3 separate regions of the Homo sapiens genome follow, and all the other regions are linked to region 3. Evidence: read pairs that join two places in POLR2A ChIA-PET (ENCODE). Cell type or tissue: HepG2. All regions are shown on one strand.

Region 1 (8,000 bases), 73 kb after region 3:
TCTCTTCTTTGAGCTTAGAGATTTGTTGACCGTAAATGGTGCTGTCAAATGAGTATGGTATGGTCTCCTACCTTGGAAAGGCAAGAGGAATTCAGACATATGTTTAAGAGTCAATATTTTATCTATTTGGCATCCAAGAAAGAGCCCTGAGTATCTCTCAGGTACTCAGAGGTTTAAGCAATTTCACTGAGATTCTGTGAAAATGCAGAGTAAGGGGTGACTAAGGCAGTGGAAGAGGCACATGGACTTCTGAGAAGCCACCAGTGCTTCCCTGTCAATCATCATCAGTCTCCTCTACACTGGAGGTTGAGGGAAGGGAGGGAAGGAACTCATCACTGAGATTTTTCAGAGGCAAATGATTAAATCTTTGTTCCTATTCCATTTTGCAGGGGCCATGGCCTCTCTTTCCACCCCAGCTTTTCTTCACAGTCAGCACTTTGCCTAGTGGACTTTTTGGTGCCAGATGAGTTTGTTTGTTTATTTGTTCACCTATTATCCATCTCCCCCAGTAGAATTTAGGCTACATGAGAATAAGAACCTTGTCTATGATGTTCACCGTATTGTATCCGTGGTCCCCAGAATGATGCCCTGAACCCTCATGAAATAGCTGTGGAATGAATAAATGCTGACACTTTTTTTCTCACATGCTTTGGCCCCAGACCTACTGCATCCAAAGTGGAGCCTTGGGAATCCGCCTTTTACTGAGTTTTGCGAATAGTTGATCCCCCAGTACATAATGCCTGGATTAAATGAAAACATTTAAGAAAAATGAGGACAGGGAAAAGGCATCATGGTATTCCAGACCCAAAGAGAAAGGGAGTTTCTATACCCACAGCCCCAGGAGCTGTTTACATTTGACTCAGCTCAAGCTCAGAACTGGCCGGGAAGGGCCTTCAGTCAGTGGGCTGTGAACACATCTTCCCAAGACAGGAAGGACTTAGCATGACATTAAACTCGGAAATGGTAAAGGAAAATTTCTCATAGTTTCACCTACAAAAAAGCGAAAACTTTTGCATAGAAAAGACAACTTGGAAAAAAAAACTAAGTTTGGCAAATCAATGAAAACTTAGGGAAAAATATTTGCAACATGTATTACCAATCAAGGTTTAATGTTTATAATAAATAAACAATTCTCACAAATCCAAGAGAGAATACTGCAAAAGACATGAATAAACAGTCCACAGAAGAAAAAAGAAAGAAGCAAAAAGCAATAAGCAAAAAGCAAAAAGCCAATAGACGTGAAAAACATGTTCAAGATTACTAATAACCAAAGAAATGTGAATTAAGATAATAGAAAAATGCCATGTTTTGGTAGAGACTAAACGATTTCTAATATTCCAGTAAGTGAGGTATAAGAAACCAGGTACATCTATTACAAGTGTAAACTATTAAAATCTGTTTTGGAGGATAAAGCGCCAAACTTTTAAAACCTATATTCTATTTGGCTTAGCAATATTATTTCTAGTTTATCCTAAACAGATAATTGCCCAAGTAAACAGTGCTATATGTAAAGTGTACGAATTTTTTTCTTTTTTTTTTTTTTTGGTGACACAGAGTCTTGCTCTGTCACCCAGGCTGGAGTGCAATGGCACAATCTCGGCTCACTGCAACCTCCACCTCCCGGGTTCAAGCAGTTCTCCTGCTTCAGCCTCCCTAGTAGCTAGGATTACAGGCACAGGCCACCATGCCCAGCTAATTTTTTTGTATTTTTACTAGAGACGGGGTTTTGCCGTGTCAGCCAGGGTGGTCTCGAACTCCTGACCTCAGCTGATTCCCCCCACTTCGGCCTCCCAAAGTGCTGGGATTACAGGCATAAGCTACCACACCCGGCCAAGTACAATGATTTTACACATTATTTGCAATTTTGAAAAATATGGACCAATTCTAAGGGCCCATTGTGGAGGATGTATAGTCCAGGTGCTTCCTCGGAAGATGGCCCTTGGCAGCCACTGGTCTAGGAGAGGACACCGGCACCATGGGGTTCAACCAGGGTGGATCTCACACCTCCTTCTTGGCACATTAAGGCATGGCATTTCTCCCTCTTCCCTCACAAGAGGTTGTAAAGCCTGGTGCCACTACAAAAACCATTTTGCCACCATAAAGGGAAAGAATCTTCAAACAAAACCAACACACAGAGGAGGGGACATACAGGGAAATGCCAAATATTATGCTAGTAGTATGGAACCCACTCAGAAGCCACTCTTTCTTTGAACTTCAGTTACATGAGATGGTAAATTTATGTAAGCCAGTTTGGGCCACTTTCTGATACTTTCAGCCAAAAGCCACATGATAAAGCCATCACCAGGGAACTGAATAAATACATTATGACACAATCTTACAATAAAATGCCATGCAAGTGATTTATTCAAGAATAAAATACCATGCAATGGATTTTTCAAGAAAGTATGCCCTATATACAGTGCCACAAATAGATGTCCATTAGAAGTCGTTAAGAGAGAAAAGTGTTAAGGAATGATATGTGTGATATCACCCTATTTAGTTAAAAAGGCAAATTGAGCTACAGATAGAGATATAAATTTGATATAAATTAGAATCAGAAGGGAAGAGGGAGCTTTTATTTCTTCCTTTACATACTTCTGATTTTTTGAGGTTTTAAATAAGTATCCCTTACTTTATATATATAAGTATACAAATATATTTCAGCTTTGGACCTCTGAAGTACTCTTGGTAGCATCATTTTAAAAATCATGATATAACACATAATGATGCCTAGTCTTCAAATATCTTAGTGTTTTTTTTTACATAAGATCAATTTACATAACCTTATCCTTATTTAACTTTTAATCCTTTTTGACAGTTCCATGTCTATCTTGAAAAAGAATGTGTCTTAATCTCTAGAAGTAAAAATAAATAAGAGCTACCTCTTAGATACACACCTTCCCCAAGCCACCCCAACCCTCAAGCCTGAGATTCCCACCTAGAAAATAAAGACAGCCATGGTATATCTTCATGAGTGTCATGAGGGAGGGGTGAACACAGGTGTTCAAAGTTTCCAGCACAGGGCCTGGGACAAAATGACTCTTCAGTGGTAGTTTTTGTTGCTATTCAATGTCCTCAGAGTAAAGGGGCCCCTTCTGGAAATTTATTTTTGCTTGGAGGTTCGGTGAACCTTACCCTGGCTTTCTATCTCTTCAAACACCCTAGAAGCAGAAAGAATTCCATGGGGCCAACTCTGGGCCTTCCCACTCTGAAAACGACACAGTCACAAACTACAGGCCCAAGGAAGCCAGGGCGGGCCCTTTAAAACCTTACCCTCATTGACTCAAGCAGCTTGAGAAGGAGCCTTGGCAGTCCTCTGGCCACTGTAATCATCTTTCACATTAGTCGAGACAAATGCCTTGGAATTTTCCTTAAACTGGGTGTCACCTCCCATTTTTGATATGAAAAGATACAAGTGAAGAGCTGCCAATGGGTGGAGTCTTGGGCCGGGTCCCCGGATACGTCAGGCTACTTTCATTTTCCAGATATGGGAGAAGAGAAAAGTAGGCCAGGCCAGGGCTGCAGTGTCCCCAAGAGGTCAGCAGCTCCAGGCTCTGAGCCTTGCTTCTGGGCTGCCTTCCAGCCCCACTCCATTCCAGTTTGCAGTAATGAATGTTATACACACACTCATACACACACACACACACACACGCACACACACATACACACACACATGCACACTGATTTTTTTTAGGAGCCGTCAATGAAGTTTTAAGTTGTTGACAATTATTGTTGGTCATCAGGCCAGCAATTCTTCTGAGTGAAGTGTTGAACAAGGCTGGGCCTCAGAGCTACACAGATGTATGGCTTCCTGAAAGCCATACATCTGTGTGTGCCTGGGTAACTTGAGAAATAGTACTATGCATGTGATAAGTGTGCCACAAAGACTTAGAAAGATAGAAAACTCCTCACAGATTTTTCACTTAAGGAGGTAATGTCCTCTTGAAAATGTTATTAAGTACAAATTAAACAAATGTTCAAGGTGCACCTACCTGACACACCAGGGGCGCCTGACAAATATTTCTGGAATGACAGAATGATTCTTTGCTCTGTGGTCTGAAGCAAATGACTTGCCTTGGTTGGGTCCCAGTCTCCTTTCTGTGAATAGAGGTAATCACACCTCCTCCATGGGTGGTGAAGGCTGAGGAAAAACGCTTTGTCCAGGAGGGTTGTGCTGCGAATAGGAGAGCAGGTTTGGGGGAGGTGGCTAACCTTGGCACCCACCTGGGCTCGCAGAAGCCAGTGGGAGGTATGAGATAAACTGCCCAGGGACCTCCTCAGCCACCCTTACATCTTATCTGCCCTGTAGCCACGTCCTCCCCTGCAGTCAGGCTGCTTATCAGGGGCTGACACCAGGCGCAGCCAACTTTGTGCTTTGATTCTTGCCAGGTTTCTTCTGTGGAAGGGGTTTCCAGCCCCCGCACCCCCTTAGCCAAAGTTTGCCCTTTAAAGTCAATCTCCGGTCACACATCTCCAGTAAGCCTTCAAACCTCACTCCAGAGCCGACTCTCTCCTCCATCCTCCCCTATGCCTTCTGCCCCCACACTAAGGCAGCAGGTTGCATTCGCCGGGCACTGCCCTGACAGGAGGGCAAGCACAGGATGGAGTCGAGAAACCAGCATAGTCACCAAGCTGATTTTTCAAAATGTGAATCTTAAAAACCTTGACTTTTAAGTCTGCCACTTGAGAGAGAAGAATTTTGGTTTTATTTTTGCTTTTATTTGTTGGAACTCTAGAACATATCCTTATATATCAAGAGCCTGGAGCATAACGTTATGCCATAAACCAGAGAGTTCCTGTTCAAGGGAAGTACACGTTTGAACCAGCACATAACACAATGAACACTGAGGGAAGATGACTAGGGTTGGGGCAGAAATGGAAGTTAGGGAGTAGGGGGCATGAGAAAACGAGGAAATTGTGTTGATTTCCAGGCTCCAGCCAGAGACTGTAAACCTTGGATTGAAGCCCACTCCACGATGGAGCCTGTGGATGGGCAACAAGGGGGTTGGCAGTGGGTAGGGGAGGGAGGGATACCTGGGAAGATGGGCTTGAGGGAAGTCTCAAGGTTCAAATCACCCCAGCAAGCTACAGAAGGGTTTTGGAAAGTTCCTGGGCTATTCCTACAAAGCACGTGCCCCACGGACCCATGCAGGGCCCATGCAGGACACACAGAAATCAACAGCACAAGGTGCAGTGACCAGGTCCATATCACTAAGCAGCTCCAATTGTGGGCAGCAATGAGAGAAGAGAGGAAAAGAAGAAAGGCAAAGAATCTTGAGCTCTTTCAAACCCTTAAGTAACCATATGTAGGACTGAGAGGACCTGAGTGACCCTGAGATGGTGTATTAGTCTGTTCTCACACTGCTCATAAAGACATACCCAAGACTGGGTAATTTATCAAGGAAAGAGGTTTAATGGACTCACAGTTCCACATGGCTGGGGAGGCCTCACAATCATGGCAGAAGGCAAATGAGGAGCAATGTCACATCTTACATGGCTGCCATGGCTTCAGGCAAGAGAGTGTGTGCAGGGGAACTGCCCTTTATAAAACCATCAAATCTCATGAGGCCTATTCACTACCTTGAGAACAGTATCAGGGAGACTGCCCCCATGATTCAGTTATCTCCACCTGGCCTCACCCCTTCACCCCCTTTTTTTTTTTTTTTCTAAGACAGAGTCTCGCTCTGTCACCCAGGCTGGAGTGCAGTGGGCGATCTCAGCTCACTGCAACCTCCGCCTCCCGGGTTCACGCCATTCTCCTGCCTCAGCCTCCCAAATAGCTGGGACTACAGGTGCCTGCCACCACGCCCAGCTAATTTTTTGTATTTTTAGTAGAGACAGGGTTCCACCGTGTTAGCCAGGATGGTCTCGATCTCCTGACCTCGTGATCTGCCCACCTCGGCCTCCCAAAGTGCTGGGATTACAGGCGTGAGCCACCGTGCCCGGCCTGGCCTCACCCTTGACAAGTGGGAATTATTAAAATTCAAGGTGAGAGTTGGGTGGGGACACATTCAAACCATACCAGCTGGAAAAAACTGAATTTTTCCACCATAAGCAGAAGTAGGGATTCATGAGCTAAGTTAAGATCAATTATAGAGAAAGAAAGTCCCATTTTGGTGTAATTATGACTAAATGTCACACTGCTATCTTCATGCTGGCCCCTTACCTTCCCTGGATGACCAGCCATCCTAGTTTGCCCAAGATAGTCCTGGTTTTAGGATTGAATGTCCTGCAGCCCAAGAGATCCCTCAGGCCTGGGCACACTGGGATGGTCAGTCACCCCACCTTCACCTGGCACCAATGCATCATCTGTCCAGGATGTACTGGAGTTTTTTTGTTTTGGTTTGTTTTGAGATGGAGTCTTGCTGTGTTGCCCAGGCTGGAGTCTAGTGGCACGATCTCGGCTCACTACAACCTCTGCCTTCTGGATTCAAGGAATTCTCCTGCCTCAGCCTCCCGAGTAGTTGGGATTATAGGCGCCGCCGCCAGGCCCAGCTCATTTCTCATATTTTTAGTAGAGACAGGGTTTCACCATGTTGGCCAGGCTGGTCTTGAACCCCTGACCTCAGGTGATCCACCCACCTCAGCCTCTGAAAGTGCTGGGATTACAGGCTTGAGCCACCACACCCGGCTGTCCCTGTTTGATTTTAAGTGGAGTGAGGAAAAGGACCATGTGGCGTTCAGACTGTTCATTCAACCAGCAAAAGTGAATGCAGTTTCCCTGCACTGAATTCTGACGGGTGAGACTGACTCTTAAGCAGATAATTAAAATACACTGTGATAAAGGGGAATGTAAATTAACGCAACAAGCGAGTGCTGCACACCTATCAGAACGGCTAAAATTTAGAAGATGGGCAAGAACAAATGTCGGCAAAGATGCGGAGCAACCAGAGCTCTCTGCGCTGCTGGGGAGAATGTGCAATGCTGCAGCCACTCGGGGGGGAATGCTGGCACTTTCATATAAAACTAAATATATGCCTGTCTTTGACTCAGTAGTTCCATTCCTAGGTGTCTACTCAAGAGAATAAAAATATCTGCCCATGAAACAGCTGTACTGCAGAGTAAGTTTAAAAATAATAGCCCAAAATTAGAAAGTGCCCAAGCTGCAGGAGAACTGGTAAACTAACTGTGGCACAGTCACACAATTGAATAGTGCTCATGATCTACTGGCGCACACAACATGGATGAATCCCAAAACATCATTCTGAGTGCAAGAAACTAGACACACACAAGCACGTACTCTATGCTCCATTTATATGAAGCTCCAGGAAAGACCTTCAAATCTATAATGATAGAAATCAAACCAATAATTTTGTAGGACTGGGGTAAGGGGAATTGACCAGGAAGGGGCAGAAGGGAATCTTTTGAGGGGTTAGAAATATCCTATATCTTGCCTGTTGTGGTTATTACACAGGTCTATACATTTTTCAAAATTCGTCAAACTGCACACTTAAAACAGGTGCATTTTCTTGTTTGTGAATTAGAACAAAATAAGTTCATCTTTAAAAATCAGATTGAGAAAATAAAACAAGACCTGAGAAGCACTACAACAAACAAGCGCACAAAGCACCCAAGGGGTGAAGGAAGACTTTGCAGCTGGGCAGGGACTGAAAAGTCAGAAAGGGCTGCACTGGACAGAGAAGAGGACGAAGCACATGGCAGAAGCCAACAGCATGTGCAAAACATGCAAGGAAAAAAGCAGACGGGGCTCCAGGAAAGGCACAAGGTTGGGGGAGGGTGGTGGCCACTGTTTAAAAAAAAAAAATAGAGAGAGTCAATAGAAAGGTAGGTCTCCGCGAGTCCGGGAAATGCCTCTAAGTCCTGCAAAGCACGTTGGACTCTGCCTCTGGGCTCGCATTGCTCAACCACAGTGTGCTGACTCACCGAGAGCAGCTGGGCAGTGTAGCACCAGTGAGGTGCTGCTGGTTAGGACTCCTCCAGGTGCTCCCTGCAGTGCCCCTGCCCCGCACATGCAATCCCCTAGTCCCCTTAAGTGGGGA
Region 2 (8,000 bases), 98 kb before region 3:
GCCTCTATGCTCACCTCTGTATCTATATAGGAGGCCCATGTGTTCAATGAGTGGCAGAAGGTGACAACAAAACTACAAAAGGCCAGTTTGGGACTTTTGAATAGTATGGCTAAATGACTACCTGAGTTCTCTCATTTCCCCCTAAAGTGGCTACCATGCACCTTTGGCTTGGAAGGTAGACAGGTGGCATGGAGGGAAGTACAAGATTGGTCCTTTGAGATCCCTGAATGCTCTTTCACAGAGGCAAGGTTTCCAGGAAACCAAACAAAGCCCATCTTTTGGTCTCATACCCTAGAGAGATGGGACAGGCAACCTCCTAACACTAGGTTGCCCACTGGACTCTTGGGAGCTGCCTTGAACAAGGCCTGAAGGGACACCCGGTGCTCAACACTGAAACAGAAATCTGCCACTGTTTGATATTTGTCCTTCAAACCCCTAGGTTGGATTATAGATACAAATAAAATTAGGCCAAATTGTCCTTACCTTGCTTGGAAGCCATACAACAGATATGCAAATTAACTTGGGCAGGAGAGACCCGAGCAAATCTCACCATTGCTCTTGCGTCCAAGTTCCCATCATTCATTCATTGGGCCAAGCTCTGTGGAAGGTCTAGGGTGCCAGCAGTGTTCTGAGGGTCCTCAATTCCAGAGAAGGCCACAGCTGTACCTTCCAAAGCATTTATTTATTGGCCATGGTAAGAGCTGAGAGATAAAGACCCTTAATTTTCACACAGAATAAAATAGAGCCTACCTATTACTCATTCAATCAGAAAAGCTTTGTGGGCATTCTGACACCTGACTGATGTTGCTTAAAACAGAAAAGTTGGAAAACTGGAAAGAGAATTGATTTTCAAGCATGGGGTCTGGGAGTAAATGTCCTACCATTGCCCACCCACCTGCCCCCAATCAAGTACTTGGCTTTCTTACTTCAATGAGCAGATAATTGATTGCCTACAAGAAGACCTACAGGCTTCTCAAGATTCCAAGCATCCCCTTTAGAAATGTCTCTAGAGCCTGGTGTGGTGGCTCATGCCTGTAATCCTAGGACTTTGGGAGGCCAAGGTGGGCAGATCACCTGAGGTCAGGAGTTTGAGACCAGTCTGGCAAACATGGTGAAACCCCCGTCTCTACTAAACATACAAAAATTAGTCGAGTGTGGTGGCATGCACCTGTAGTCCCAGCTACTTGGGAGGCTGCGGCAGTAGAATCACTTGAACCCAGGAGGTGGAGGTTGCAGTGAGCCGAGATTATGCCACGGCACTCCAGCCTGAGTGACAGAGCGAGACTCCATCTCAAAAAAAAAAAAAGTCTCGAGAGTATCTATGCCCTGTCAACTGTGATATGTGAAATGAAATCAGAGAGAGTGACATGAAAGCAGGGTCGGGAATAGCCCAACATCCCAAGCTTTCTCTTCGTTTTAGGGGACTTCAGCCTCCTCACAGGAAAGCAGCTCTCCACTGCAGCCTGCTGACCTCAAGCCCCTGCCTCCTCCAACCTCTTTCTCTCTGGGACCACACACATGGGAATCATAAACACAAAAGACCCTGAGTCTCAGTATGGGCTTTTTTTGTTGTTTTGCCTTGGTTGGGGCTGGGAAAAGAGATAACACCAGTCAGGTCTTATGGTTGCTTCTGTTTTTAATTAACCTGCTCTACTAGAGTAGGTACTGGGAAAGGCCAGATGGTTCTCCCCTTTTGTTTGGAGCTCTGAGCTTTCTCCACCCCTGTGTTATGGCCTGTTAAGTTTTTAGGATCCATCCAACTGGATGGAAGCAATGGCACCATCCACCCCTAGGGAGGCCTGCTTGAGAACGTGCCCTACTGAGAATCACCAGCAGCAGAGAAGGTACAATGGATAAACATACAAGACAGGGGACTAGTGGGGCTGGGAATTGCACAGCCACACCTTGAAACAGAGAAGTGTATTACTAGGTCCTTCAAGACCAAAAACATCCCATCACAGCTTCTTGATCATTTCTTTTGAAATGCACAAAAAATATATAAAACAAGAAATTCCCCAGTGTCATTACCAAACTAGGAACTCAGGCTTGAGCCTGGGACACCTTAGAATAGGTTTTGCTTTCTGACATCTTCAGCCAGCATTGGTGGGAGTCACAACTGGTACAAGCTTTCTGGAGGGAAATTTGGAAGAATGCATCAAATGATCAGATATAAATAGATCTATTTAAAAGATAAATTCTTCTATTTCCAGTAATTTATCTAAGGCAAATGATCAGATGAATGCACTTTGTTTGTAAAAGTAACAAATAGAACAAACCTAAACATCCATGTGATGGTTTACCTTATATGTCAACTTGCCTGGGCTGAAGGATGCCCAGATTAAACATTATTTATGGACGTGTCTGTAAGGGTGTTTCAGCGGAGATTAGCGCAGGAATCAATGGACTCAGTAAGACAGTGAGCCTTCCCCAGAGCAGGTGGGCATCATCCAAATCCCTTCAAGGCCTGAATAGAACAAAAAGCAGAAGAAGGAGGAATTCTTCTCCACCCCTTTTCAAGATCTGCCTCACTCACTGCTTGAGCTGAACCATCTCATCTTCTGCCTTCAGACCGGGATTTATATCATCAGCGCCACTGGTTCTCAGGGTGTTGGACTCCAACTAAAGAAATATTTCACTGGCCTTCCTGGGTCTCCAGCCCACAGAGAGTGGATTGTGGGCCTTCTCAGCCTCCATGATCATGGGAGACAGTTCTTAATTTTGTATATATATAAAAGTCATATTGATTCTGTTTCTCTAGAAAACCCTGACTAACGCAATTCATAAATCTAAGATTGGTATTGCAAGATCAAATCTATGTGAATATTCATATATACACCAAAAGGATAATGAATATTTTTATAACTTCCTGTTTTCATAAATTTACCCAATGAGCAAATAATCAGGGAGGAAAAAGCTGTTTATATTTTGAAAGCAAAACAAAAATCTCCATCCTTAGTTTCATCCGGCTCTTCAGAATAGCCAGGATGTCTTATTTCACAGCAGACTTGCGTAAGTGTCTGAGGGTTGCGAGTTTCTTTGTTTTTAAAAATTTTTTTAACTGCTCTATGTTTTCATGAATGAACTTCACTCATGGGCAGTCTTGTTTCACAAACTCATGTCCTCCACCACTCCCTGCACTGGATTATTTTGAAGTAAATCCGAGACATCATAGTATTTCATTCACAAATGTTTCAGTATGTCACCTCTAACACATAAGATGCTTTTAGAAACATAACAATGCTACCATTATCATGCCTAACAATTTAAAAGGAATGCTGTAACATCGTGAAATACCCAGCCGGTGATACACTTCCCTGGGGCCATGTCTAACAACTGTGTTACCCCTGGGTGGGTTATCTAATCTCTTACACACTTACTTTCTTCATTTTAAAATGGAGAGGATATAGGATAATTGACTGTTAATGAGATAATGTACTTAAAGAGCTTAGCTTAGGGTCTGTCTGGCACATGGTAAATGCCCCCCTACCTGGCGGCATCAGATCATTTGTGATGTTACACACATTTTCCGTTCACCGGGCTTTTGTACGAATTAATCCTTACTTTGTAAATGTCCTGTTCATATTCTCTGGCCCTTTTTGTAGTGGGCAATAAGGATACCAACATTGTATTATCCCTTTTTTACAGAGGAAGAAACTGGGGCACAGGGTTTTTGACTTGCAAGAGGGATTTAGCTAGCATACTCCCTCAGCAAGTGGTTGAGTTGTGACTGGAGTCCAGGGGCCCGACGCCAGGGCCACCTCTCTGAAATCCCTATGACCGCAGTCCCCTCTTGCGAGCACATAGTAAACAGGGCCTGCTGATCCCCACTCACCACCCTTGGACAGACTGCGACAGTCTCAGAAGCCCAAGAGTTAGGAACACATTCGAAAATGGCACTATCTCCACCTTCTCAGCAGCCGAAAAAGAAGAAAGATATCCTTGGCCTTAAGTTGGAGAGCCCCGAGAAGGTAATGTGTGCACCCCGGGATGCCCGCCCACCTGTAAGTCTCCATTCTGGCCGCCTAGGTAGGTTGCGGCAGCCTGAACGGGGCTCTGTGAGCTTCGGGCTGGACAGCGGTTCCTCAGCAGCCACTAGAGGGCGCAATGGCGCCGTAGGCAGGCACCGAAGTCCTTGTTTGCCGAGCTCAGGCGTGACCTTGTTTGTCCTGTGTCTCAAGAGAGGAAATGTTCATCTCTTTCTCAAGGTCCTTCACCCAGTGAGCTGCTTTCTTTTCCTCTTGATGTCATCCTTTTACACAGGCAGGAAATTATGTTCACTTCTACTATCCTGTGGTCATTTAAAACCACAAACAAAGCTGATTGACCAGGAAGTCAGATAATTAAAAGAGCCATAAGTTCTTGATAAAGCCTTGTTGATTGAAGAAAGCAAAGTAGCCAAAGTATCGTGATTGACAGGGGGACCAGCAGCCTGAGAGGCTGAGCTCTCCAGATTGCAGTGGAAAGGCATAAGTTGGTTATTAAAACAAGTTGGCGAGCTGTGACCAGCATTTTGAAAAATTGAGCTAGACTTGAACAAAATAGAACAAATAACATAGAACAGAGCTTTTTCCATTCCGTGTGTGCATACTGAGTTGCTTACTAAATTATGTTTCTCACTGTACTTCAAAGTTTTAAAAATATGAAAGCCTTGACCGGGCTCGGTGGCTCATGCTTGTAATCCCAGCCTCGGTGACAAAAGCGAAACTCTGTCTCAAAAAAAAAAAAAAAAAAAAAAAAAAAGGAGGAGAAGAAGAAATTTGGAGAAATGAGGCCATCAGAGAGGATGAGAGGACGAAAATATTCATCAGGACATAAAGCTTTGGTGGCTGTCAGACTGAGAAACAGTCCATCTACTAAGTGTGGGGAAAAAAAGCTATTGTGCATGACCCTCATGTTTCTCTATAGCCTCAATCACAGGTTGGGTTTTGCCCAACTTTTCAGTGGACCACACCACGAAGGTAGTGGATTTAAGGTGAAAAATATTTGAATGTTGACAAGCTAATTGTCAGATGATTTTAGCAGAAATCAGTTTTCATTATTTAAACTGATAAGAAAATGTTTGTGATTTTGACAGGCATGGTAAACAAACAAAATTGTGATTTATGTTGCTCAAATGAGAATAAAATTTATTTCACAAATTACTGATATTTTTAACATTTACAGTTTAATTGTTCATTGTGGAAAAACAGAGAAAAGGGCATACGCTGTCCAAGCACAGGCTTCCATGTGGGCTCAGCCCACCATGACATGGGGATGAATCCCAACTCTCACCCACCATGACAGGTGATCCCCCCAGCTCTCACCCACCATGACAGGTGATCCCCCAAGATCTCACCCACCATGACATGGTGATTCCCCCAGCTCTCATCCACCATGACGTGGGGATACCCCCCAGATCTCGCCCACCATGACATGGGGATGCTCCCAGCTCTCACCCACCATGATGTAGGGATACCCCCAGCTCTCACCCACTATGACCATGTGGATGACCACCCGCCCTCACCCACCATGACACAGGGATACCCCCAGATCTCACCCACCATGACATGGGGATGCTCCGAGCTCTCACCCACCATGACTTGGGGATGCCTCCCCCGACCAGCCCTCACCCTCCATGACCATGGGGATAACCCCCAGCTCTCACCCTCCATGACCACGGGGATGGCCCCAGCTCTCACCCACCATGACATGGGGATGGCCCCAGTTCTTATCCCATCCTCCTCTTCTCTACGCCTGAGCTCAACTGGGTGTCTAGAATGCTAACCCTAGCCTCATCCTGCAGCAGAAAATAGGTGTAGGAATGAGGAGACATGGAGCAAAACAAGTCATCTTCCAGCCATAGGTGTCAGTCCAGCAAGTCTTAGCCAGTCGTGAGAGTACACTTCTTTCTTCTTGAGCCTAGTTCTGGGCCTGAAATCAGGAAAGATCTATTTACTCCTTTTCTGATGTGGTGGGAGATGGGGGCTGATAAGGAAACCTGCCATGGGAATGCGAAAACCTCCACCTTGCCGTCAGTTCATCTGGTGGTATATCCCTGAGGCTTCCATTTCTCTTGGGTTATCTTTGCAAGGTGGTTATGCCAGAGGATCACAGGTGAGCAGTGTCAACTCTCACCTTTCCTATAAGAGCCCCAGAGGAAAGGTGAATTTGGATGACAAGAGCCAGGGCTCTGAGGTCCTTCTCAAGTGGAGAGCTCCTCTCCAGGGACAGCCTGGGAGATGAGGGTGGAATTGTATTAGTGAACAGCAGCATTTCTCAGAAGTTCCTGGGTGTATGGGAGGGGACATCCACACACAGAGTTCCCATCTCCCAGAATAATATTACTACTGGAGATGTGTGGCCTCTAACATTCAGACCCAGCAGCCACCACTCCTAAAGCCAGCATCACCCTCTGTAGCTCACTCCAGACCTCATCTGGAACAGCCTCTGTTCTTCAAGGAAACCAGGAAGGAATTTTCCACTTTACACAGCCCCAGATCAATACCAAACAAGCATGTGTTAGAGGGAAGTTTATAAATAAAAAACAGGACCAAGTGCCGAGGAAAGGTCAACCAACCATGACGTGGCAGGAAGTGGTCTGCGTCACTATGGGGTGCTGATGGGTGTGGGGGGCCCTGGGGACTGAGGCTCCCTGAGCACATTCCATATTTTGGCAGGCCAGCTCCTCATGGCATCCCACGGTTTGCCAAGCACTTTTCACATGTATATCTTCATCTTGCTTGGTCCTCCGGGGAAAGACCACACCTTCCCGGTCCCTTTATTTAATGTGACTGGGTCTTTCCCAGGGCCTCTCTCATGAGCCGACTCAGGGTATTTGAGGGGAGATACCAAAGGTAGTGGGTTTTGTGGCTGACTCAGTCATTATGGGAAGGTGAATGTAAAGGTAACCCAGCGACTCAGCACCTGTATTTCACCTCTCTGGTCCAATCTCCGCTCGCAGCCCTACCTCCAGGTCAGTCCCTGGGGATTCCCAGGGGGGTCTCTAATTCCCTCAAGCCAGGGTCTTGGAAAGGAGTGATGAGGGTTTACAGCTAATTCATAGTATTAAAAAACTTTGTGAATCATTAAATTATAAATTGGCCTGTGATGAAGGCACACTGGCTCCTTGGAAACTGACTTCACTTTGCTTGGAGTAGAATTCTGGAGCCCACCCCCAAGGGCTAGGGATAGGACCCCATTGACCTCATATTTGCGCCAAGCCCAGCTGGAGAAACGGGAGAGAATTGAGGGTGGCCTTCAGCGTTCCCATAAACTACCTTTTTGTCCCTTAGCCGTTGAACTCTTAAACCTCCTTTCTTATACAAATTTGGACTTGAGACCATGAGCGGAGCTGTTACCTGCCAACCTGCCTACATGTCAGCGGTGATGCCAGGCTACTTCAATTATTTGTATTCTTGCTGCATTGCATCCCTATTATTTCATTAGGAATTAGTAGAACTTTAAAAAGTTTCTTTGCATCTCGATTTCTCTCTCCAACATGAGAGTCGTTATTCCTCATGGAGGATTCGCTAGTTTAATTAAAACAGGCTGTTTCTCCTATTGCACCCAAGAGGAAAATGGGCATTACTGATCTGTTCCGCACTCTGTCCCCTCACTCGCTGCCGTTCTCTTCTCTGGGCTGGTCTCTGAAGGCTGCCTGCAGTGCTGGAGTGGGCAGGGTGGCTGCGGGCTGGCTGAGGACGCTTCGTCCTTCCTTCTGCGGAGTGCATGTGAGACCAGGCCACGCCAGGAAACCCCCTGAGGGCAGTGGGCACCACCTCTGGCCACTTGACTAACCCCGGGGCAGTAAGATCTGGACCGCAAAGGGTGAGTGGTCACTGGCTCGTGGTTTGGTGAGGATTTGGGGAATACACCCACCCCATTCAGATTTGAGGGCATCTCAGCACCCTTCCCCCTTCCTTCCCAGCCATTTCCCTCTGCAGGATGGAGGCAGCCAGAGGCAGCCACAGTGTGGGGAGAGTGGGAGAGGTACGGGGACGTGTCCTCTCTGAAGGGTGTGC
Region 3 (8,000 bases):
ATTTTTCAGGAATGCAATCACTGTGAAAATTGAGAGAAGAATGGCCTTTGGCTACCATCAAGACCTTAACCGAGAGTCATTCATCCTTCAGTGGCATTTGGATGGCCACTGAGACTCACCTGTTCCCACCCCATGCCAGCTGTCCTGCAGACTATAGAAAGCAATGGCTCACCTCACTAGGTTGTAGTTCAGCTTAGCTCAAGCATCTGCACACTGAAATGCATAATTTTAATACAAATTGCTTTTATTTCTCCTTAACATCTAAGTATTACATTGATTTTTTAAACTTATGTTGTAGATAAGTTTTATTATATCGTTTCAAAATTATAAAAGGGGTGTTTTAAAATATTTGCATTAAGGGGGGTGTTGGGTTTTAATGAGGTGAGACCCACTGATGGAAAGTGACACCATCTAACTTTTCATTTAACTCTTAGTCATTAGTCATTGGCTGTATTTTCAGGGATCTATGAGTTCTCACATTTGGGACGCCAAATGTGCAGAGACCAGCATGGCTAGACTCTTCCTGTTCACAGCTCGCTGAACCATGATTACCGAACTGTGCTTACAGGGAGGGTCATTTCAAGAGACCACCGAAAACTCACTATTCTCACCTCTTTTTCAGGGATCTTTAAAAGAAACTTCCCACTTCTCTCTGTGCCAAGAATGCTTTTTTTCCTGAGCACTTTGCTTTCATCTTGAAGACACTGCTGGCTGTGCCCTGCAGGGTTTCCTCTTTCCCACTGCCTACAGGAAAGAGTATTTATGTATTTATGTTGTCAACCTTGGCTACCTGGGGGGCTTTGAAAATACCCGTGCCCAGCACGCCTCCAGAGATGCTAGTTTGTTTGCTCTGCATCCAGTCCTGGCATTTCCCTGAGTGCTTCAGGCAGTGCTAAGGTGCAGGCAGAGCTAAGACTCAGGCTTCCCTCCACATTCACGGCCCCACTTGAGTAACTTTAGCAGCATCTAGGTCATCAGGGTTTACACTGCACATGTCAAGCCTCATTTCAGACTCCACTTCATCTCCGCTCTTGTTTTCCTTTTACCCTACTTTTAATTTATGAGACCCCCTGTCCGCTCGTGGGCATGAGTCCTCTTGGGAAGTGATAGGTGTCTCCATCGTGCCGCCATGTGTGAGCTCCTGGATGTGCATGAAGAGGAGACAGCACAGAATCCAACATGCAGGCGACTGGGACCTTAAAGAGCTCCAGCCCCTTTCAGTACCTGGTGAGATAACTCGGGGCCAGGGCTTCCCACATGCTCCCTGCACTAGGCATGGCCGGGAGGCTCCAGCAGCATTTCCTGGACCCACAGCAGACAACCAGAGGAGAAAAAGGCTGCTGACAGTGCAGATCCTTGTCTTGTGCCACCAGCCCACCTCACAACCTCAAGAAGAAGAAAATGCAAACCAAGCACCCATTCACGGCAACAGATGGGTAGCATCCTGGAGCTGTGCCATGGCAGGTGAGCCACAGGTGCCCCTGACAACTTCTTTTAAAATGGCAAGAACCTAGTATATCCATTATGTAGCATAAGAATATAAGGATCTCTGTACTTCTCCACCCACTATGCTATGGTAGTTTCACCGCAATTGTCCAGCTTTGCCTCTCTTATTACTGAGATGTCTTCTCCATAATGTCCCAGCTTGCAGGTGGACACTCAGCTCGCACTGATGCATCCCAGCCACAGGGTTTCCATCTGCCCTGGTCCCTGTGCATGGCCAAGCCACAGAGTGTAGCTCCACCTCCTAGAGCTCCACATCCTAGGAACTGAGGCAAGGGACACCACAAACTTGGAGAATAGCAGCCCTGCGATTCTCTAGGGAACCACAGAGCTACATCTGTGCCCATCATCTCCTCGTCCTCTCCATTGGGGCTGCTGAGTGGTGTCCTCTAGGTAGCCAGTGCATCCACACCCTTGTACAAAGGGGCGGATTTCAAAGACCCCCCTTTTGAAGAGAGACTGCTGACATCCTATGTCTTACCAAGAAGACTCATGTCCATAAGGGGACAGAGGTTTTCACTTGTCGTATTCACCGCTGTCTCCCCACCACTCACCACAGTGCCTGGCACATAGTAGATAGTCAATAAATCTTTAATAAATTAGTGAATCTACTATTAAGCAGTGTTTCAACAATGGTGAGAGGTTGACTCAAAAGATGTCACAGGTTTCAGAACCATAAAAAAAAAACTTGATGTCACATTATGACATACAAGCAGGGCCTATTAGAAATGGGGGTGCTGCTCTGGGCCTGCCAAGGTCATGTGAGAATTCAGATCAAATATCCTTTCCTGAACAGCATGGAGGCCACATGAGAGTGGACGGGTGCAGGAGACGCTTCACACACAGCAGCTTGGCAGCTAGCCAGAGACTGAAAATAAATCAGAGTTCCACACCCCTGCCCCAGCAAACCCCATTCTCAAAGGCTCTACCTTTCTGTCTAGCATAAACGTTAACATCGGATATGAATACAGAATATTAAATGAAATATCAAATGAGATATCACACAATAAATTAGAAGGGATTGAGAAAGAAAACAATGCCAATAGCCGCTTGGTAAACTGGATGGCAAAAAGGACAGTGAACGTCCCCATGCCACCTCTGGCTTTCCTCAGCTCATCAATAGTCATGGAGTTCTGTTTCATACATTCAATGTCCAGAAGCCTGGCACCAAACCGCAGCGACTGAGACATCCATCACATTCCCGTGACGAATGGACCCTTGCTCCATGACCTCAAGAGCCCAAGTTCATGGTGTCCCTTGCCTCAGTTCCTAGAATGTAAAGCTAAATCACAGGAATGTGGCCATCTGAGAAGCTACCCTGCCCCAAAGATAAGGCAGTGGAGAGACAGCCCAGCAGGAGCCAGCATCTGCGTGCCTTCCCAGCGGCCTTCCTTCCTCCCGGCAGTGCAGAGGAGAAAGCCCTGGCAGGCAGGACGAGTGGGAGGGAAGACAGAGGGGGGCTGCATGCAGAGGTCTTACCCTCCTTCAGGACATCATCCTCCAACAAGTTGGTCACCTAAACTTCTGCTTCCCCCGCTGTAAAACAGGGGTGATGACAGCACCCTCCTCACAAGACTGTAGGGAGGGTAAAAGACCAGTTGCTGTCAAGGGCTTATAAACTGTAAAGTGCTGGGCATGACTGTTGTAAATAATGAGTGTCTTCTCAGCGCCTACTTGCTTGTAGCTACATTCCCTAGCACCATCCTTTATCTGGAGGGGCAACAAGTTACCCTCCCCAGTGTGGTTAAGGCCTCAGCCCTTACCTTGTTAAGGAGACTGACGGTCCTGAGCCTAACCTCTAAGAGGGACGCTCCTGAACCTGTAGAACGTAGCCGGATAGAAAACCTGAAAGCCATTCACACGGGAAGTCACACACCTACCTAGAACCCCCCTCCAGAACAACTGGCAAGTTCCTTCAAACGACCTGAACAACGTTAACTCTTGCTCCACACAAGAAACACACACACGCAGACCTCACCGCCATCCCCTTCTTACACAACACACTCTGACAACCAAGTGCAACTTAGGGAGGACGCTCACGGCGTCCTGCAGAGCGGGGGACTCGAAGGTGTCAAGGCTGTGGTCCGTCTCACCCCTACCTAGTCCCCGGATGCTCCAGCTTCCCCGTACCTGGACGGACGGCCGTGGAGGGTGATGGGATCCCAGCCCCGGGCGGAACCCGGCTCAGCTCAGAGGGGCGAGAGCCCTAGGAGCCGAGCGAGGAGTGCTTCGGTGCGCGGGCGCGCGATTGTCACATTCCTGCCGCTCCCTGGGGCGCGCGGGGCAGGCCGGCGCCCCCACCGCCCGGCCCGGCCGCTCTCCGGCTCCTCCCGGCCGGCGCCGCGCGCTCCGAGTCGGCTCCGGCCGCCGGCCACAAGCTGCGCCCGCCCTCGCGGCCGGGAACTGCCGGGCGCGGCTCTGGCTCTAGCCCCGCCGCTGCGGGGGCGGGGAACGGGCGGAGACGGCTCGGCTGGGCCAGTCCGCGGGCTGCGAGCGAGCTGGCCGGGTGTCCCAACTCTCCACCCGGAGGAGCAGGCGCGGCTGGACAGACCCCTGCGGACACCGCCCTGCCCCGGGTAGCCCGCAGGGGTCCCGCCGGTTCCAAAGCATTGGAGAGCTGCCGGGCGCTCTCGAGTCGCGGCCCGGCTCCTCCAGGGCTGCGGCGGCTCCACTAGAGTTAGTTGAGACAACTCACCTAGCCACTACGACCTGGCTCTACTACCCCCATGGAGCCTGGCTGCGACCCGCGAATTGAGTTGGCGACTCCAGGGCATCAGATCCCGAAGCAAACGCTCGCCAGAGCGACCTCTGGAGCTTGGTGCCTGGCCAGGGGCTCTCTCCGACTGGCTTTGTGCACTAATTTCTTTGTACCTCCGTTTCCTCTTCTGTGAAAAAGGGATCATAAGAGCACTCATCTCATGGAGTGGTTGAAAACAGTTTTTTAAAAAAAATGAGCTAATACATATAAAATAGTGCCAGGCCCAGAGCTGATACTACTCACGCGTTATCTGCTGGTTTCATTGTTGCTGTTACGCGCCCGGATGAAAAAAGCAATTTAAGTGTCATACTATAAAATCTTGATACCACACTTGGGGGCAGACAGGGTTTTTAAATTTTTAAACTTAAAACCCACTTATGCCCACCAGCTCACTTTGCCAATGAGAATTCACACCCAGGGGAATGGAAGGATGGCCAAGGTCATGCAGCGAACGAACGCCTGGCAGGATCACACCTTGGGCTCCTTGCAGGGAGAGGAGGGGAGGGCGCAGTGGTCGAGTCTGCAGCTCCCTCGGGCTTTCCCCCTCCACTTCGCTAGTCTTCAGCAAGTGACTGGCCCCTCCAGCTTGTTTGGAGGTCTTCATGGGCCATCCTCCAAGAAGAGTTTTAATAAATGATGATAGCTTCCTTCCTTCTAGTACACACCGCCCCTTCCTGCATCCCTTTCAGACTGGGCAGGCTCTTGTTCTCGTAACCCACCCCTGGATATGCCTCTTCAGAAACTCAAGAATTGAGGTAACCTGAGCCTCAGCTGCCCCCGGACAAATCCAGGCTGGAGGAAAAGATGAAGGAATGAGCAGCAGAAGCTCATCTGCCCTAAAAGCTGTCTTGCAACCTGGCATGATGACAATTTCTCATTCTTAAACAATCTGTTTCCAGAAGCTTTTATGGTTCCTTTTCCTCGAGAAAGCAGGCTTACATCAGAGGCCAGTGACGTAGCATTAAGAGAATTCCTTAACAATCCCAGCTCTCAATATTCCTTTATACAGCAGAAGGTCTCACAGCCTTGACTCCACTCAGAATCACCGGAGGACATGACACTCCTGTGTTCAGATCAGTCACGTCAGAGTCTCTGGGGCTGAGGCCCAAAAGGCAGTGTTTTTAAAGCTCCCAGGTAATTCCAGTGCAGCTGGGGTTGCAAGCAGTTGTTCCTCTAAGCTCCCACAGTGATGCCATTACTGTGAATCCTCCAACTGAAGGCTGCTTCAACCACGTGTCCAAATGGCAGTTCTGAAAGCTACAGCAGGTGGGCCTGGCTCCATGCTGTGGAACCAGCCCAGAAGCACTATGATGGTGAACATAAATTCGTCCTTCCATTTTCATAATGAAGGTTTTTAAGCAGTTTACAAGTAGAAAGTGAAATTGATTTGTGCAACCATGTAGAAATAAAATCCGTAATTTTTGTCTTTTTTAAGTGTTGTCCCCGTTCAGCCACTCCTACCCAGTGTCCTGCTAGACATGCAGGCCTCTAGACCCAGGTGGGACTCTCAAACACCCGCCCAACACAGAAATGGAATTGGAAGACCTCCTCTTTCTCACCTTATTACCACTGTTCTATCTGGGACCTTCAAGTCACCTTCTCCCTCACTCAGCCATCCTGACCACTTTCACTGACTTTCTCCTTCCCTTTATTTCCTTTCCTTGGATAACTGGTGTGCCTGCCTGTCTCACTCCATCCCCTGGGTAGGAGGCTTCCGTAAGGTGGAGACTGTCATCCCTGTATCCCTATCTGCTCTGGTCTCAGCACCACAAAAATGCTCTGAGCACATCAACATGCTTTAGTGTAAAGCCTACTGCTTACACTGACATTGTATGCTAGTGATGCAATCCAATGGCCCACATCTTGGACAAAAACTTACAAGAAACAGAAATAGCATTGTTAGCCTCTGGACACCTTCCGGGGTGTCTCCCTCCCACCTCTGAAATGCTTATCATTCAGGAGACTTAACTGAGACCCTGTCCCCTGAGGGTTTTCAGTTTCTCCTCCACTTGTCTAGCTGATCAGATCCCAGGACCCTCTTTGGGAAGAGTTTCTGATAATGCACATGAAACAAAATCATATTGACCAACACAACATAATCCAATGCCTGAAAAATAAAGCATCTCCTATGGCCCATGTGGCAGGACATTTTGAAAGACTGTCCATTATAAACATTAAGGCTAGGCTTGAAAGAAGAAGTATTTTATGTTTTTTTTCCTTGAACCTCCAAAGCCAAAGTATTGGACAACTTAGACCATAAGGTTTACATCATAAACCACGGAGTACAGAAGAATGTATGGTAATGTAAAGCTATTTGTTTTTGTTCCCACTCCAAGGAACAGAGTTGACCAGCAGGTGGGAAGGGGAGAAGCAGAGGGAGGGAGCTGCTCTTTACTAGACCCTGAAAGGTTTCTGAGGAGTGACTCAGAGCTTCCACTCTTCAGCACCACCTAATAAGAGAAATCCTGGTGTGTTAGGCCATTCCTACATTGCTATAAAAAAATACCTGAAACTGGGAAATTTATAAGAAAAGAGATTTAATTCTCTCATGGTTCTGTAGGCTATACAGGAAGCATGGCACTGCCATCTGTTGGGCTTCTGAGGAGGCCTCAGGAAACTAACAATCATGACAGAAGGTGAAGGAGGTGCAGGTACGTCACGTGGCCAGAGCAGGAGGAAGCGAGAGAGAGGTGCGGGAGGTGCCACTCACTTTTAAATGACCAGATCTCATGTGAACTCAGAGCAAAAGCTCGCTTATCACCAAGGGGATGGCCCAAGCCATTCATGAGGGATCTACCCCCATGATCCAAACAACTCCCACCAGCCCCCACCTCCAACATTGGGGATTACATTTTAACATGAGATTTGGGCAGGGACAAATATCCAAACTGCATCACCTGGCCTCCTCCTGACTGAAGAGGTTGATGGAGAAGACTGGAAGAGAGGGATGCCATTTGGCTTCCCAGCCTAGTTCTGGACACCACCAGGGTCATAGCAAAGCCCCCGTGTCCAACATGGCCTGAGCCAAACAGCAGGCCTGGCAGCAGATATGCCTGGGCCTGAGGACAGGCTGCCTTGAGAAAAGTCCAGTGCATCCCAGAGTGTTCAAGTAAAGCAGCTGAGAGTCCCCAGACACTCAAAGGGGGCAGTGCAGAAGCTAAGAAGACCAAAGAGCCCTTGGACCTAGTCTGATGGGACAAGCATGGTCCTAGCTGAAGTTTTCAAGAACAGAGGATAACTCATGGACCAGAACCCCTCCCGGGACACCAGGACAACCATTCTTCAGCTCGGTCCACTTTAGCCCCACCACCCCCAAAGAACTCCATTGATCCTTCAGAAAAAACAAATGCAGGGTTTGGAAGGAAAGAATTCTGAAGAGATTGTGTTACTACCCCCAGAGAGACTGAGTCTTGAACCAGTGGGGACAAAACAACTCTAAATTAGTGAGATCTTTTTCTACCATCAGGTGGAAATGAGAATTCCTAAGTCTAGTTGGCTTCAATTGTAAAGAAATAAAGAAAATTACATTTTTGCACAGAGGGCCTCTGTGATTCTTAATTTGCTACACATATTTTTGTTATTTATGGCACTGCCAGTAAACTCTCACAGAACCACAACAAAGATTGGAAACCACTGTCCTAGATGGACTTCCTTCTACAGCCTAGGTTTTTTATCGCTCCTCTCATACATTTTCCATCTGCTGACTTTCAAGTAACTATTTTCTTATCTACATTTCGCC

The links. Peaks named below come from ENCODE experiments on the same cell type or tissue, not always from the same donor. Only the 100,000 strongest peaks of a DNase experiment are listed, where the experiment ranks them.
Region 1: POLR2A ChIA-PET joins it to region 3 with 14 read pairs; 9 of 35 experiments call an interaction of 5 or more read pairs at or near these places.
Region 2: POLR2A ChIA-PET joins it to region 3 with 10 read pairs; 5 of 35 experiments call an interaction of 5 or more read pairs at or near these places.

What each region holds. Positions count from the first base shown.
Region 1 is chr2:102,065,807-102,073,806 of GRCh38, reverse strand. It overlaps a transcript of IL1R1 not described here. Among named protein-coding and RNA genes, the nearest start is that of IL1R1, 73 kb to the left of the region's middle. In HepG2, a CTCF peak has its summit at 3,521; DNase peaks (open chromatin) are centred at 3,486 and 7,826; H3K4me3 peaks cover 774 bases.
Region 2 is chr2:102,237,102-102,245,101 of GRCh38, reverse strand. IL1RL2 (interleukin 1 receptor like 2) reads right to left here. Exons shown (of 12, transcript NM_003854.4): 12 at 5,100-5,910. The coding sequence ends at 5,861. Among named protein-coding and RNA genes, the nearest start is that of IL1RL2, 54 kb to the right of the region's middle. RefSeq lists a silencer at 4,040-4,099 and enhancers at 4,039-4,333, 6,188-7,387. In HepG2, a CTCF peak has its summit at 4,100 (motif pointing right); a DNase peak (open chromatin) is centred at 4,151; H3K4me3 peaks cover 291 bases; H3K27me3 peaks cover 3,203 bases.
Region 3 is chr2:102,138,654-102,146,653 of GRCh38, reverse strand. It overlaps IL1R1 (interleukin 1 receptor type 1), which reads right to left and starts at 3,908. Exons shown (of 12, transcript NM_000877.4): 1 at 3,634-3,908. RefSeq lists enhancers at 2,691-2,985, 2,751-3,045. In HepG2, no CTCF peak of the experiment used is centred here; DNase peaks (open chromatin) are centred at 2,773, 3,613, 3,973 and 4,233; H3K4me3 peaks cover 2,907 bases.